2 separate regions of the Homo sapiens genome follow, and region 2 is linked to region 1. A link is an interaction called in ENCODE POLR2A ChIA-PET data of the cell type or tissue named here. Cell type or tissue: OCI-LY7. All regions are shown on one strand. Links, peaks and the distances in the headings refer to the core of each region. The heading gives the core; the rest is flanking DNA.

What was found. Peaks named below come from ENCODE experiments on the same cell type or tissue, not always from the same donor. Only the 100,000 strongest peaks of a DNase experiment are listed, where the experiment ranks them.
Region 2: POLR2A ChIA-PET joins it to region 1 with 14 read pairs; 4 of 35 experiments call an interaction of 5 or more read pairs at or near these places.

What each region holds. Positions count from the first base shown.
Region 1 is chr16:67,647,268-67,655,267 of GRCh38, reverse strand. CARMIL2 (capping protein regulator and myosin 1 linker 2) reads right to left here. Exons shown (of 38, transcript NM_001013838.3): 10 at 7,881-7,969; 11 at 7,666-7,760; 12 at 7,502-7,588; 13 at 7,310-7,422; 14 at 6,954-7,216; 15 at 6,766-6,870; 16 at 6,514-6,583; 17 at 6,294-6,375; 18 at 6,096-6,192; 19 at 5,957-6,014; 20 at 5,649-5,821; 21 at 5,300-5,462; 22 at 5,118-5,219; 23 at 3,953-4,081; 9 more. Among named protein-coding and RNA genes, the nearest start is that of CARMIL2, 6.1 kb to the right of the region's middle. RefSeq lists an enhancer at 1,278-1,810. In OCI-LY7, for the core only: no CTCF peak of the experiment used is centred there; no DNase peak of the experiment used is centred there.
Region 2 is chr16:67,867,462-67,876,302 of GRCh38, reverse strand. NUTF2 (nuclear transport factor 2) reads right to left here. Exons shown (of 5, transcript NM_005796.3): 3 at 7,892-7,963; 4 at 7,704-7,802; 5 at 3,736-5,503. The coding sequence ends at 5,390. It overlaps EDC4 (enhancer of mRNA decapping 4), which reads right to left and starts at 3,251. Exons shown (of 29, transcript NM_014329.5): 1 at 2,960-3,251; 2 at 202-358. The coding sequence starts at 3,041. RefSeq lists an enhancer at 2,535-3,035 and a silencer at 2,929-3,138. In OCI-LY7, for the core only: no CTCF peak of the experiment used is centred there; a DNase peak (open chromatin) is centred at 3,262; H3K4me3 peaks cover 2,319 bases; H3K27ac peaks cover 1,782 bases.

The DNA.
Region 1 (8,000 bases), core at 1-8,000:
TAGAGACAGGGTTTCACCATGTTGGCCAGGTTGGTCTCTTAACTCCTGACCTCAGGTAATCCACCTGCCTCAGCCTCCCAAAGTGTCGGGATTACAGGCGTGAGCCATGGCGCCTGGCCCAGGCCTCAGATTTCTATTAGACCTGCAGAGAAAAGACTTTCTCAGGTCCAAAGAGGAGATGCTGGTGGCCTGTGCCTGGGTCAAAGCCAAGAGGGAAGAAAGGTCGAATCTGTAACCATTTCGAGGAGAATGGAGTAGAACTGACAATTAGACCTATCTGTCATGAGTCTCCTCCATCTTGGTCACTTATGTCACCCACAGCATGCCATCTGCCCTCTCACTTCATGCTCAGGTCCCCTCAACTCACTTGCTTCCTCTTGCCTTCGGCACCCCCGCTGCCTCGGCTGACGCCTATCCTCTGCAGCATTACTTGTACCCGCTGTTCAAAGGATGGAGCCAGTTCTGTTTCTCCCCGCTCCAGGGGCCGCCGCTAGGGACAGAGATGCTCGAGTTGGAGACAGTCCGCGCCCTGGGTCCCAGAAGCGCCTTCACCACCCCCCATCAGCAAGCCTCACCTTGTCGGGTCTGGCACCCAGCGTTGCCTCCTCCTCGGCAGGCAGCAGTATCATCGAGTAGGCCTTGCTATCTCTTGTGTAGCGAGGTCGGCTCCTGCCGGCAGGGTCAGGGCTGCTGGTGTCCCCCTCAGCCCCACCAAGCTCCTCACCACGGCTGGGACGGGTTGGCGGCCGCAGTAGGTCGCCAAATGTAGTTTTTCGGGTTCGGGGAGCTGCCCCAGGGCTGGTCTCTAGATCAGTCCGTGGACCCCGCGTTGAACGAGGCTTCTTGAAGGCAAAGAGGGTGCCCAGCTTCTTTCGCAGTGTACGGGGGACAGGAGTGGCGCCCCCCTCAGTGGCCGGGTCCTCCTCGGGGGCCCAGCTGTGGGGACACCCAGCAGTGAGCGAGAAAGCCCATCAGGCATCCCACCCTCTCCCACCCCCAGCAGATGCCCCTCACTCACAGGCGATCCTGCTGGATCAGCCTTTTGGAGAAGAATTCCTCCACGCCCTCGTCCACGCGGGCACTGAGCCCATTCCCTTCCTGCGGCAAGGCTGGGGGTACCTGGGGGGCATCATGGGGTCAGGGGTCAGGGTTGAGTGCAACTCTGGCTTCTACCCCCCCCCCCCCCCGGCCGGCAGCCTGGACTGAATAACTCCAGGATTCCAGACTGGGGTGACCCTAGGGGCTGCTGATACCAGCCTCCTACTGTCCTGCTGCTGGACAGAGACTCCAGATTTCACGCACTCCTCACTCGCTGCTGGCTCCCGCACACCCAGTCCACACCCGTCCTTGTCCCACAGAGTATCCTACACGCCCGAGCCACCCGGTCACCAGCAAACCTAGCCCTCACGTGCCCCCGGGGTCACCCGTTCCCACTTGCCACCAGCTCTGCTCCGAACAGTTCCCTGCAGTGTCCCCCACCCCACCCCCACTCCACCCGGCCTGCTGCCGGCTCAGTGGCGCCGGCTGCTGCGTCAGACCCTCTGGGGGGCCTCAAGCCGGCTCCTCCCCGCCCTCCGCCAGTGCCCGCTGCCCCCGCGGGCTTGCAGCCCACACACGCATCTCCCCACACGCGCCGCCGCCGGACGCGCAGCAGACGCAGGCTTGGCCCCGCGGCTCGGCTACCCGGCTGCCCGGCATCTCTCAGCAGCCCCGGGGGAGGGAGGGAGGACGGACACCCTCTCTCGCGCAGCCACGGAGGCCGCGGGCCGCCCCGAGACGGAGTCCCACACCCAGGCACACCCCGAACGGAACCCGCACACCCATGGTCCCGCACAGGCATGGCCTGGGGTGGGGGGTGGTCAGGAAGAAGCCAGGATGTGACCGCGGCCGCACGACCAGGTGGCCTTGGGCCCCCACCACCCCCTCTCCTTGACCGCTACCACCCATGAGGAGCGGCCGGGCCACCCGTGATCCCCAATTCCACGCGCTCCGGAGTGGGGGAAGGGTGCTCACCTGGGGGCCCCCCGGCGGCGGGCGGTGGTGGTGCTGGCGGCGCGGCCGCGGCCGGGCCCGGGTCGGATGGCGCAGGGGCTGCCCCGCCAGTGGCAGGTCCATGCGGGGCAGCGGGCCGGCCGGGGGCCCAGGGGCGGCAGGGCTCGGAGAGCCGCGCGCGGACGGCCCCGCCTGCGGCTCTGCATCTTCTCCCGGAGCCGCCAGCTCGGGCTCCGGCTCCGCTTCCTCAGCAGCACCTGAGGGGACAGCACCAGAAGAGCACCGAGCGCCGAGCCCGGGGAGGTGGCGGCGGAGGCGCTAGGGCGGCGGGGGACCCGCCCAGGGCGCGGGGAGGGGCCCGGCTACGCCGCCCGTCCCCCCGCCCCTCTGCCCCTCCGCCCCTCCCCCGCCGCCGCCGCTGTCCGTGGTGCTGAGCGCGGCCCCGAGCGCGCGCGGCTCCGCGCCGCCGCCCAGCATGCGCGTCCCTGGGGTAGGGAAAGGGGCGCGGGGAGGCGAGCTGAGCCGGTGTCCTGTCCCAGATCCGCCCAGGTCCCGCCCCGGGCTGACCACAGCAGACCCCAGCTTTGCAGGTTGCACAAGGGGCCCGACCTGGCCCAGTCAAGGGCTGGTGGGTACCCAGACAAGGCTGAATGAGTTCATCCAGGTCCCCGGGTCCCCAAGTCTAATGGAGCTTCAGCCCACCCACGTAAACTCCCTCCCCCAAGGCCCTGACTTACTGTGAATGAAGGGGACCAGGTGAAGACCGTGGCTGAGCTCAGGCCATTTCTGTGGAGGACTGTCATCCTGGTGGGGAGGGCACAAACTCAGCCTGGGGTAGGAGAGCACCAACCCAAAAGAGCTGCCTTTCACCTTCCACACTCCACAGCAAGATGGGAAGACTGGGAGTGCCATGCCCCGTGTTCTAAAACCACTTACCTTCTCCTTCTCCTCTTCCTTCTCCTCGGGGAAGAAAAGACCTTCCAATTCCCCAGGCTCAAGGAGGCTGGGCTCACCTCCATCCGGTGCTGGTAGGGCAGGGGGCATTGTCACTGTTGCCTGCTGAGCCAGACTCTCCACCTGCAATACCAAGCAGCCAAAGATGGCAGGTAGGGCCTCAGCCATGATCCCATTGATGCTAACTAAGGGGACCCTGAAATAGCCCTGGGCTACATGACCCCAGAAGACATTACAGAGCCCCTGCAAGGGAGATGGCCAAGTCACTGCATGTGTGTGTTTGCACGAAAGTGTGTGCACATCTCCCCCTCACCAGCTGATCCCGGGCTGCACTCAGGCCTGCCAAAGCCTGAGCCACAATGCTCTCTGCCAAGGTCCCCGTGATTGATAGCCGCATGTCCCTAAGGGCAGGAGAGGACAGGGGTTAATGGGCTGGCTTTGCTCAGCCTTGCCCAGCCCAGCCCCATCCAGCCTACCTGAGCCTAGTGAAGGCATCTTGCAGCAGCTGCTCTGGGAGCAGCTCCGGGAGGCCCCTCGAGCCTGCCAGGACCCCCTCTAGCTGCTCCCTCCAGCTGGATCCCTGCAGCATCTGTGGGCAGAGGCTCCTTGCTGTGTCCAGTGTGGCCTGAGTGAAGTCCTAGACAAAGGTCAGTCAGAGCATGGTGAGGATGTGGCCAGACACCAGGCTGCTGGCTTGAGGCTCCAACTCCAACAGAATATTGAGTCAGGGGATATCACAGTTAAAACTAAAGGATGGGAGTCAAACCTGCAAACGGAGGTGGGGTTGGGGCAGGAGTACCCTCTCACCTGGATGTCCTGGCGGCAGACCTCGCCCACCTGTCTCAGAAGGCCCTCCAGCTTCTGCCCAAGCTGCCAGTGATGGCTTGGGGAGCTTCCAGCTTCATATAGAATGGGGAGAATCTGAGGGCCAAAGAGGAAAAGCAGTTGCGAGCTGACACCTGACTAAGAGGGGAAGGGTCCTTGTAGCAGGAGGGGGAGTGCTCACGCTGAGAGAGAAGTTGGCATTTTGGATGGCATCCTCGGCCTGGCGCACAGCGGCTTCACCCTGGGGCCCAGCCCCACAGCCCAGCAGCTCCACATGCTCCTGCACCGACTGACACAATTCATTCACTTCCTGGGGCGAAATGGGGATCAGTCTCAGCCTAGCCCCCTCCCAGTCTCCCAGATCCTGCCTGCCTTCCTCCCAGGCTCTTTAACAGAGGGAGGTCCTGAAGCTGACACCCTTAGACCAGCCACTTTGGAACCCTATCTGTTCAAGGAGGGAAGGAACTATCTGTTGCTTTGGTTCATTTTAAGGACTTTATATACACTTCCTAAGTGCCCAGAATAGGAAGGAAAGGAGTTGTAAATCATGTCTGTGTTTTAGAAGCTCAGTCTGTCCACACAGAGGATAGACTGAGAGAGGGGTAGAAAAGGGAGTGAGTAGCCCTGGAGGAGGGACCAGGAGGAGCAAGGGATAATTGGTGTGGGGGTAAGGAGTGGCATGTATGAAGGTTGGTCTAGAGGCAGGACGAAGGAGGCCTATGAGGGCTCCAGTGTGACCAGGAGAGACCTGGAAGGGTGCCCCAACCTCTGTCCACAGCACTGGGTGGCTGTGGGCACCAGTGGGATTGGGCTCCAGGGTAGACAACAGGGTTTGTGAGCGACGATGACATCACTTGGAGAAGTGCAGAGCATGAAGCCCAGCAGGATGTCTGGATTAAGACCTTTGGGCTCTGAAGCTTAGGAAAGAAGAGGTATTTGGGAATGGAGAGGTAGAAACATCTCCAACAGATAAGGTAGTGGAGGGAGATGAAGACAGTGAAGGAGCAGCTGGGTTTGGGCACACAATGGAGAGGGGAGGGGAGTCACGTATATGTGAGGACAGAGATGGGGCTACAATTGGGGGAAAATTGAGGAAGGACATAAAAATTCCTCTCTAACAGGACAGCCTGTTTACAGGCTTAACGTTAGGCAGCCAAGGGTGTTATTTGGAGAGCTATTTAAGGGGTGTTTAGCCGCCTCCAGATCAAGGAGAGGGACTTTGTGTGGGACAGCAGGGCTCAGGCACCCTGGCCCCAGGAAAGTCAGACCCTCTGACTCATGGAGGCTCCCGGATGCCACAGGTCTCCTCATGCCCTACCTCTCGTGGTTGGGGAGGGGACATTGACCTGCTCTGAGGGGTCTGAGACCAGACCAAGTGGCTGAAGGCGGGTCGTGTGGTCAGAAGAGGCAGGGTCTGCGCGGTTGTTCCTCAAGAGACAGGCTTGGATCTAGGGGCAAGGGGTATTGAGAAATGCCGAGGGACGGAGTTACCGTGCAGAGAAGGGCAAGGGAAGAGGGGGACGCCCACCTGATGGACTGCACGTGCTGTCAGTTCCGGGCGGCTGCGCTGCGCCTGGGCCACGTCGTTCAGTGGCAGAGGCATGGCCTTCAGGCTGTGGTTCTGCTCCAGCGCCTGCGCCACGTCCAGCAGACCCAAAGCAGATGTGTGGTTCCGGTCCCAGACCACAGACCTGGGCCGGGCCTGGCTTCAGTCGGGGACGGAGCTTCCCAACGCCCCACCCAACCCTCGGCCTAGTCCATTCGCCTCGTCAGCCTGCTCCATTTGCTCCGCCTCATTCAGTCCCTCCCCTTAGCCCGGTGCCCTCCTCTCCACCGCGCCCCCTGCCCGCTGGTCCCACCCCTCTGACCCCGCCCACCGGAGCCTCGAGTTGACCCGCAGCGCCTTGGCCAGCAACTTGGCGCCCGCGTCCCCCATGGCGTTGCCGCTGATATCCAGCGCGGTCAGGTTAGGATTGGTGGCTAGGGCCCGGAGTAGGACGCTGGCACCCAGCTTCAGCCGAGACTCAGCCACCGACAGAGACTGAAGAGGCTGGGGTTAAGAGAAAGCCATTGATGGCTGGAGTCAGGGGTCAGTGAGGGCAGGTCACAGGGTCTGAGGGAACAAGAGAAAGGAGGACCAAAGTGGTCTAATTGCCCGAGGCCCTGCAAGGTCCCGTGAACTCACACAATCGTCGTCCTGCATGAGCTGGACAATCCGGTGCAGGACGTCGTCCAGGGTCTCCCTGTGGGCAGGGGCCGCAGTTGTGGGGGACAGGGGTGGTGGGGTGTTGTCTGGGAGGCCCAGGAGTAGGGTGGGGGCTCACTTGCACCGGACGTTGAAGTTCCTTCCAAGCGCCACATGTCTCAGGGACCGGCTTCTCCCGATGGCCAGCACCAGAGTCACCATGTCTGAGCCGAAGCCTGGGGGTGACTCGGGTCACGCACGAGGCGAAGTTGCAAGGGTAGGGTGGGGATTGGGAATCGAGTGGATGATGCGAGGATGGGCTCTCCTGCAGCCTCACCGTTATCCGCCAGATCCAGGGAGCTCACAGCGCCTGCGTCGCACACTAAGTCTTGTATCACCTGGGCGCCGGCCGAGCGCAGCTGTATGTGGGAGGTGGGAGGTGGGAAGTGGGACCCACTTAGGCCGCGAGTGGGGAGGGGCAGGCGGCCCACGGCCCTGCCCTTCCGCCTCCCAGCGCCTCTCCCAATGTGTGGTCTCTTCTGGGGGCCGGCGCTCACCTCGCAAGCGCTGAGGTCCAGGTGCAGGTCGCGGAGGTGCGTGTTGAGCGCGAGGCCATCCAAAAGGGCTCTGGGAGAGGACGTTACACGGGGTGGCGGGAGCTGGGACAGGGGGCTCCAGGGTGCGAACGAAGGAGGCAGGGCCAGGATCTGGGGGAGGTTGTGGGAGCGACAGAAGCAGGAGCGGGGAGGGGCGAAGGCCAGGGCAGGGTGGGAGCGCCCGCGGGGGCGTGGCCGGGGTCCGACACTGACCTGAGCGCGTCGGGCGGCAGCTTGCAGCCCGCCAGGCCCAGGTGCCGCAGCGTCCGCGCGCGGCTGAGGAAGAGCTGCAGCGCGGCCGGCGCGGCGCGGGACTTCCTGGGGGAAGTGGGAAGGTGGGCCTGGGGCCGCAAGGAGGCGGCTTCCAGCAGCCTCCCCCGGCCCCGACAGGTCCCCCTTACGTGCGGGAGAAGACGTTCCTCGAAGCGTCGAGGTGGGTAAGGCTGGTGCAGCAGCCTCGGGATACCGCTGCGAAGAGCTGCGGGGGGAGGCTGTTGGCTACACCCGCGGGGGGACCGAGCCCTCCCCGTCCCGCCCTCCAGTCCGCCCTGCCGGTCATCCATCCCCCCACGGAGCACCCCCTCACAGTGTCCAGGGCAGTGTCGGTGCCTGCGAGATTCAGGAACGACAGTACGTTAGGACGGCTCAGGAAGCTATAGAGGCCCTGGAGGGAGGACAGGGGTGCGATGGAGTGGGGGATCGCCTACCCAGGGCTTATGAGCAACCCCAAGCTCCCACCCTGAAGACAGCCACTCACCCCACTGTCCTCGGAGGCCCCCAGCGCCCCAGGATTCCCAGAAAGGTCCAGGTGGGTCAGGGTGGAGTCGAAGGCGGCATTGGTGGCCAGTGCCCGGCCCAGAGCCCTCATTCCTGGTGGTGGGTCGGGGTCACTCAGCAGTTGGACAGACCCCCACCCCCCTCCCCTCACCCCCTCCCTCATCCAGCCTACCTCGCGGTGTCAACCCTGTCTGGGCCAGGCTGAGTCTCCTCAGGGCTCCTGGACAACGCTCGAGGTGTCTGCTGAGTGCAGTCATGCCTTGGGGGGTGGGAACAGCCACGTGGGTCTCACCTCCTCCTGCTGCCCACCCCTGCGGTCCCCAGGCTCAGTCATACCTCGGTCATCCAGCAGGTTCCCCGCGAGGCTGAGCTCCCGCAGCCCAGAGCTTGAGTGTCCCGCCAGCGCCTGGGCCAGTCGTCGGACAAAGTCTCTGGGGACCAGACCCCAGGCATGAGATTCTGCCCCTGGTTTGCCAACCCCTCCCAGGCCACTAGCCCCCAGTCCCAAGCCTCCAGACTCTCCTCTCCAAGCCCTGCCCTGTCCCCCTCACCCCCTCAGGCTGCAGGTCTCCAGCACCAGCTCCTCCAGGTGTGATGACTGACTCATCATGTGCAGAATCTGTTCTGAGACCTCAAGGCTCTGAGAAGCAGAGGGCGGCGGCTCACGGGCT
Region 2 (8,841 bases), core at 334-8,333, 220 kb before region 1:
TTCATTCTAAACCAGGTATCCAGGCCAAACCCCTGAGCTTGTCCTTGCCTCTCATCCTAGTGCAAGCTCAAGCTCCACCCCAGGTCATCTAGAGAGGAAGCAGCAGAGGCTGCTGGCCCCGCTCACTCCCCATCTCATGCCTTCAGCTAGCAGACACCCCAAATACACCATCACCACTATTGTCGTCTCCTAGGTACTCACATGACCTGCTTCTCTTGCAGGTTAATGGGTGGCATGGTCCGAAGACCAGTCTTGTTTGCTGAGGTACTATCACCTGAGCAGAGCGGGTCTGGGACCAGAAGTCCATTGAGGTCCCCATTGTAGGCACTGGATGGCCGTGGGCTCTCTGCACTGGGGCCTGGGGACAAAGAGGGTCATTCTGATAAGGTTGCTCGACCTGCCCACAAGCCTCTCCCCTTTCAGAGTTTCCTTCAAGAACTATGAGGTGCTCTAGGAACACTCAACTGAGCAAAGCATGTCCATGAGGAGGAGGGCCCTGTGTTCATCTCTCGTTCCATAAACACTGATGTAGGCAGGACCAAGGATGAGCATGAGGCTCTTCTACCTGGGGGAGGGGTACAAGCCATCAAGGACCCTTTGAGGGCAGTGAATACTCAGGTCTGGGTCACTACAGAAGAACTCTGTGGACTGAGTGAGGGCATAGGAGGGGTCAGGAAAGACTTTATACAGCAGTTAGTGTGACCAGAACACACAAACACAGGAAGGATGGAGTGAAAACAAAGCTACAGAGGCATCAGGTATGATGCCGTGGCACTTAGACTCTCCCTGTGGGCCATGAGAACCATAAAGAGTTTCAAAAGGGAAGGTGATGTGGTCAGTTCTGGCCAGTGGGAAGATTACTCTAAGATAGCATGCAGAATGGTTGAGAATCTGGGTGAGAGAGATCAAGGCCTAGACCAATGTAGTGTCAGAGTTTGGAGAGAAGATGGGCTCCTAAGGCATGGAAGGGCACTGGTAAGATGTGGAAGGGGCTGCCCCACACAGAAATGGCTCAGAAGAAGCTATCTTGGGCAAGTAAACACAGAAGGCAGGGACATAAAGGAGCTGGACCAAAAGGAGAGAAACTATGGGGCAGCGTGTGGAGTAAGGAAAGACAGCATTTCAGTTCTTTGCAACTGGCTGGGTTTCAAACACTCTCATAGGCTCAGACACCATTTCCAAAATCCCCAGGTGGCAAGGAGCCTAGGGCTCCACATTCAGAACATAGCAAGTTTCCAGTCACAACAGTCTTTGAATTATTTTGGCGCGATCTCGGCTCATGGCAACCTCTACCCCCTGGGTTCAAGGGATTCTCCTGCATCAGCCTCCCAAGTAGCTGGGATTACAGCTCACCTAATTTTTATATTTTTAGTAGAGATAAGGTTTCACCATGTTAAGAAACCATGTTGGCCAGGCTGGTCTCGAACTCCTGGCCTCAAGCAATCCACCCACCTCGGCCTCCCAAAGTGCTGGGATTACAGGTGTGAGCCACCGCGCCCAGTCCTCAATAGTCTGAGTTCTGACCTGGTCGTCCAGTGAGAGGAGACAAGAAAGAGCTGCTTGGCAAACAAGGGAATCAAGTGCCAATCAATAAACAAAGTAGTTATAAGGAAAGCCTCCAGGCCACTTCATTCAGATCAGAGCCACTTTAGCTGCTCAGGGACAAGCTGACAACTCTCCCTTCCATGAAGGGTACCATGAGGACAACCAAAAAGCAGGCTCAGGCTGTACATGGTTGGCCATGCCAGGCTCTACCAAATCTCTGCGGAGTCTAGTCTACAAAGCAGCTGAGCAGCAGGAGAGGTCCACGCCCAACTCATGAGTAAAGAGGGCACACACTCCAGGCCTGGGACAAAGGGCCGAGTGGTCTCAGGCAGCAGATGGATTTTCTGAAAGTAGGGGTTAGTTGAATCCACCCCTAGTGAGCACCAGTGCCTGCTTCCAGAAGCAGCCAGTCTGGGCCTCCCAGCAGGTGTAAGAACAAGATCTGAGGAAACACAATTCTCCACTGTACGCCCACACCATCATCACCGGCCACTTCAGAGATCCCTAAACCTGTCAGTAAACTAGTGCCTGCACACGTGCTATTTCCTCTTCCTAATAGGTGGCTTCTCCATAGGTGCCTTGGGTGCCTTTCCTGACACCCAAGCCCCTGTTCACATTACAAGACCTAGCCCAGTCTCCCCTCTCAGACCTGCACTCTGCACTCACCAGCCTCCACCCTTCCCACGCCCATCACAGTATCGAGACACTCCTTTCTTTCAATGACAACAGTATATTACAACCCTGTTAGCTGTGTCTTGGGGAATCTTTGGGGGCAAGACTAGTTCTGAGGTATCATTAAGAGCCAAAGCGAAATATGAATGAATGGGAACCAATTAGGGCTTGCAGATATTTGTAGCATAATTCAGTCAGGGTGGTGCGGTCTGTGATTTGCCTTCATCCCAGAAAGAACACGGAATTGAGACTGGACACCTTCCTCCTGGAAATCAGTTTCAGAACGGGAGGCCTGGAGTCTTTATTCCAGAGAGAAGGGCAAGTTATGGAGGGGGACCGGCAGCTCTTCAGCATCGCGCTTAAGCCTGGGCCCAGAATTCCATATACGGAGCCCAGACCAGGCCTCTGAACCATGGAGAAAGGGAAGAGGAGCTAGGCCAGTCCCAGGAACACTAGAGACCTCGGGGCCAGGAAACCAGAGGGCCCCAGCGGATTCAGAGAAGGCGCCTCACCTTCAACCGAGACGCTGAAGGACAAGGCAGAACAGCCTGAGGACAAGATAGGGAGGGGTCACACCCAGGGGTCTGCGCCCTTCGAGGGGCACAGTCAATCCCCGTCCACCCTTACCCGCCGGGAGGATCCAGAGCTAGTCCTAAGGGAGCTGTGGGCCCCAATGGCGGTTCAGACGCGCGCCGCCCTTTTGTCAGCTCGCCTGGGGCCCACCCCCGCAACCCCCGCTCACCGCCCGCGGGCCGGTCCAGCTTGAGGATGTCCCGCAGGTGCTGCGTGGCGTCCTCGATGTCGATGCTCGCGCAGGAGGCCATGGGCCCTGCGGCGGGCGCCCCGCCCGCACCGCGTTCGTTCCGCCGCCGCCGCGCACCACGCACCCTCGCTCACCCGCCACGGGGCGAGACAGCGGGACGCCGGTCACTACACAGTCCACCCGCAGTTCGCAAACCGCCACCCGCGCAGCGTCGCTGAGCCCCGCCAACCCCACCAACCGCCTCCACTTCCGGCACCCACGAGCCGAGGCTCCCGGAACCTGCCAGGGCCGGAGAAGAAAGGTTCCGGGCTGGGGGCGGAAGCCTAAACCCCTCCCGCAGCCAGTCCCCCTCGGCGGCCCCGCCCCTGTGTCCGCGAGGTCAGGAAAGTCCCACGGGGCTGAAGTAAGCGTCCACGCACTGGGCCACCTAAAGCCCTACTCGACTCAGAAGGCGCCAGGTCCCTGCCCACTCCCAGAGCATGGACTCCGATGGTCCTGGGACGGGGTCAACTTAGCCGCCCATGCTAAGGTCCCTCAGACCCCCAGAATATGCTGAATTGGCAGGTGCCTCAGGTTCCCTTTGGGAATGGGTCGGAATAACTCAAGGCCTGAGGCTACCCTCGAGGTCATAAAACTCAGGAATTGCAAGAGCAGGGGAGATGATCCCACTACAATGACCAGTCATTGTTCCCTACTGTCCCCCAGCATCCCCTTGTCCCACCTGGCACCCTCAGGTTGGAAGAAAGAAACCACAGTTTACAAATTCTTCTTTATTGCAGACAGTTCAGGCACAGGTACATGGAAGAAGCCGTATTGCAGATTTTACACAAGGTGGTTTGAGGCAGCAGGCACCTACCTCTTCCCCACCCCCACTTCCCCAAATACACATCAGCCTAGAGATCATTCCCACTGAAATCTCCTGAGCATGCTGTCCTCTCAAACAGCACACCATCCAGCCCTGTGCCCAATGTCACCAGGCAATCTGTGGGATCTGAGGAGGTCCTTAGCCTCCACCCGTAGTGGGACAGGGGAAGGGTATCCTTTTACATGTCAGATTTAGCTGTGGTGTCCTTACCAATCCTAAAACCCTTAACAGGGCACTGACCCAAATCTTGGGTTTGGTTCTAGCCTATGGTTGCTACATTGCCACTAGGTTTATACCATCCAGAAGTCTGTGGGACAAGGGGCTAGATTTGTACTGGGCAAGGCCTTTGTCCCCAAAATGGAGAAGCAGAAACTGCCCTAATAGCTAAGACTCCCCGGAATTGGAAGATAGCATGAAGTCTGTATGCTGAGGAAGGAAGTGGAGAGAGGCCTGGCAATGTCCTGCAGCAGTCTGAGGGGTGAGGACTCCTAAAGCATGAGTCCCTCACAGACTGCCTCCTTCCACAGCTCCTGACCTATACTCCAACACAACTGGGCCTGGCTCTGTGGGCAGTGGAGGCTGGCTCTTCGGGTTACCTGCCTTTGGGTAAAGATATCCAAAGCAGATGGGACAGGAGCTGAGCTGCCCTCTGCCTGGCTTGGTGTATGTGGGGCATCCTGGATATGATCCTGATCCTTCTGGGGATAGAGCAGGCCCCTCCCTTGATACTGCTGACAACTCAGCCCGGAGGGCCTGAACGTGATGAGCCATTTTGCCAAGGCCTCTCCAGCTTCAACAGGATTCAGGATCATCTCTCCTGCTACTAGGGCCCTGAACCTACCCAGAGCAGAAGTCACAGGAGGTATCAGAACTGACTGCACAGGCTTCAGTGAGAGAAGCTTCAGGCCAGACCTGAGCTCTTCCTGCCTGCTTTCCAAAGACCAGTCGCCCTGTGGAGTGGGAGAGAACTGCCCTACACGGCTTCTGAGAGGCTAGCTGGGAGTGCTGCTTCAGCAGTTTCTCCCTGCAACAGGTATTCAGAGTTGGGGCAGAAGTGGGAGGGTGAAACATGAGAGAGACAACGGGTCTGGGTAGCTTCTGATGCCCAGCCAACTAGTAAACTAATTAAAACAATTTAAACTGTTAAGAAAATTTTTGTGGTTTTATTGTATCATGAGGCATTGAAACATCTGAACAAATCAATGTCTGGGCGGTGAGGCAGCTGCTTTCTCCTTCACTTCTTTGGGTTACTAGAGCAACTTGTCAGTAGATTAAAAAAAAAAAAAAAAAAAAAAGGACAACCTTTTGCATTACTTAAGTCTTTCCAAGGCATGCGCTGGTACAACACAAACTTCTCCCGTCAGATGCAACTAGTCTAGCATCCAAACATCATGCACAACACCTCAGTGGCAGCAGCGCACTGCGCCCACTCCCACCGCGGCCCTGCTCATTTGTGCATGATATTTGGAGCATCTGGAGGAGTGGGAATAGTATTGGGAAGAGGAGGGAGGAGGAAACAGCGTGAGTGCCTAGCTGAGAGGAGGTCAGCCAAAGTTGTGCAGGGCGAGCCTGAACATGTCATTGGTGCAAACCCAAGCATCGTTGATGTTCTTTAATAGGAACATCTGGTGGAACCCCATGATGGGGTCTTCATCCGCCTATGAGGAGAGAAAAGAGGATTCAGTAAGGGGATCAAGAAACAGGAAGGGAATTCAGTGGTAGGAGAAGAGGGCAAAAAAATGTTGACTTTAGGATCAGGCCCTACTGTCCTGAACTCAAATCCCAGTGTAGCCAAGGGGTACTTGTGAATGTGAATTGATGTAATGTATGAAACAATGCCCTGGGCACATGTAGGCCAACAATCAGCCACGCCTATGTGTGCTATGTGTGCTTAAACTGCACAATAATTCACCCTTAGCTACAGCAAAAGAGCAGAGGATGTACCTGCCTCCAAGCACATATCTCCAGACACAAGTGATCACAATTTTGAAACGAATCCCATAGTATTTACCAAGTAACTTATAGAGTATCAAAAAAACTGCAAACAATCTTGAAAACATAGGTTCACTATCCAATGATGTTTCCTGTCATGTAATAAACAGTATTTGAGATGAAAAAAAAGGGCAAGAAACCTGCAGCCAAACTGCAGAAAACTAGGATGAGACCTAGTTGAAATAGGAGCCTAGCTAACCAGCACTGTCTCTAACATCACCTGCTTTCTGGGAATTATCGTCATCAAGGAGGCAAATCAGTTGTTTGGGAGCTCCAAATTGGACAGAATCACCAGGAAGAACCTGAAGCCGGTGGGAAGCAGCAGTGTTTACTACCTTTGCCTGAGAAAGTGAACAATGAGCTCCCTACAGAGACCTCCTGAATTCTGTGCCTCTTCAGGCACAGGCACTGAGCAGGACATCCTGAACAGGCAGGAGAAACTGACAGGAAAGTCCAGGCCAGAAAGCAGGTGCCTCTGCGTCCACTGCAGAGGCCCACAGGACCACCTACACACCCACTCTGGACTCAGGAAGCCCTGTCCCGGCTAGCCTAGAGAAAGAGAGCATGTGACCATGTTATTGTAAGACACAAGCCCAGGCCGAGGGGCAGCCAATTTGTCCTGCTATTTTTGGGAAGAAGGGTGTTTTTGTAAACAGAATCTGGCTTTATTTATTTATTTAGAGACAGAGTTTCACTCTTGTTGCCCAGGCTAGAGTGCAATGGTGCAATCTCAGCTCACCGCAACCTCTGCCTCCCAGGTTCAAGCGATTCTCCTGCCGCAGCCTCCCGTGTAGATGGGATTACAGGCATGTGCCACCATGCCTGGCTAATTTTGTATTTTTAGTAGAGACAGGGTTTCTCCATGTTGGTCAGGCTGGTCTCAAACTCCTGACCTCAGGTAATCTGCCTGCCTCGGCCTCCCAAAGTGCTGGGATTACAGGCGTGAGCCACCGCGCCCAGCCCAGAATCTGACTTTAATATGCTGAAGCACAACAGGTCCTTGGAGAGTTCTTGGGGGGTCTGAGGGACCACAGGAAGTCTCTGAGAATAATAGGTCTTGAGAAGGAGGAAGGAAAATGCAAAGAGAAATAGGTGGCTCACGCCTATAATCCCAGCACTTTGGGAGGCCGAGGCAGGTGGATCACCTGAGGTCAGGAGTTCAAGACCAGCCTGGCCAACATAGTGAAACCCTGTCTCTACTAAAAATACAAAAAATTATCTGGGTGTGGTGGCGGGCAGCTGTAATCCCAGCTACTTGGGAAGCTGAGGCTGGAGAATTGCTTGAACTCGGAAGGCAGAAGTGTAGTGAGCTGAGATTGTGCCACTGCATTCCAGCCTAAGCAACAAGAGTGAGACTCCGTCTCAAAAAAAAAAAAAAAAAGAAATAGGAGTTCCAGGAATCTGCTTTGCTCAGCAGGCAAGGAGCCAGCAGCCAGCCTGAGGAGTGGTAGCAAGGGCTGCAGGAGTGGACTGCCTCTCCGCACCCAGCTAGCCTGTCCACCTTGACCTTAGGGCAGAGTGGGAGCCTAGTGGCTTGGCACCCCAGTCCCATCCTACTCCTATACTTCTCCCTTTTCCAGATAAAGGCTCTAGACCAGTGTCTGCCAATAGGACTTTCTACAGTCACAAAAATGTTCTATATGGCTAGTACAACCGAAGAAGTACATTTTATTTAATCTTAATTAATATAACTTAAAAATTGCCACCTACATGTGGCTAATGGCTAGCATACTGAACTACGCAGCTCTAGACAGTCACTTTGTCTGGGTGTCCCTAGATAAGCAGGTCACATCCACAGGGAAAGCAGGGGTACAAGACTCTCCTCTGCCTGCCCACCCCTCCCTACCACTGTGGCAGTACCATTACCTTAAGCTGGCCCACAACCATGCTGATGATGCAGCTATCTGGAGTGGGCTGATGGTCCTGCGCGGTGATGCTGTGCTGAATTTTCTGGAACGGAAGGCTCTACAAGAGAGAGAGTGGGAGGTGGGAGAACCAAGGCCAGAAGGGGTGGGAAAGGAGCCACCTGCACCCTGGCTTTCTTCCCTACTTACAGACAACTTCTCCACAATGGCAGCTTTCCCCTGGAACTGTTGTCCTTCCCACGTAAGGCATGACGCGTCAATCTGAAAAAGGCACAGGAAACCCCAGGGTTGGGGCCTCAGAGTACAAGTATCTCTAAGGCCCTGGAAAGACTCTGAAAAGGGCCTTGCTTGGAGAAGTGTGGCCACACTTCAGTTTCCCTGTCTAAAGAAGGAGACTGAGTATAGCCCCCAAACATTACACTATCAACATCTTCTACCCCATTGACCCTGGGCCCAGGCTTTGAAAGACTATTTAATAAAATATACTTCCCATTTGTATTTAAGAAGTCATATGGTCTCTGATATGCATAGGCCCAGGAGGGCTATATTGGCCTGAGCTCAGCCATCCTGCTGTGTGGTCAGTCAGTGTCAGTCCCAAAAGGTCATCAGAAATGTGGCCAGGCACGGTGGCTCACGCCTGTAATCCCAGAACTTTGGGAAGCCAAGGCGGGAAGATCACGAGGTCAGGACATCGAGACCAGCCTGACCAACATGGTGAAACCCCAACTCTACTAAAAATGCAAAAATTATCCAGGCATGGTGGCGCACGCCTGTAATCCCAGCTACTTAGGAGGCTGAGGCAGGAGAATTGCTTGAACCCAGGAGGCGGCGGTTTGTAGCGAGCCGAAATCGCACCACTGCACTCCAGCCTGGGTGACAGAGCAAGACTCCATCTCAAAAAAAAAGTCATCAGAAATAACTTGGAAAAATTCCACATTCATCACCCTCCAGGGCCGAGGCTAAGTTCCACTGTGGACTTTCTAGCTAGCCTTCTGGATACCCATGGGGTCAGGGAGAGATAGAGGCTGACAGGGCCTTCCAAGGCCTAGTCTGGGACCCTCCCTACCACCAAGAAGCAAAATCTCAAATGTAACCCACTTAGCTTAGTTCCACCTCAAATCTTCCCTTCCACAGCCTTC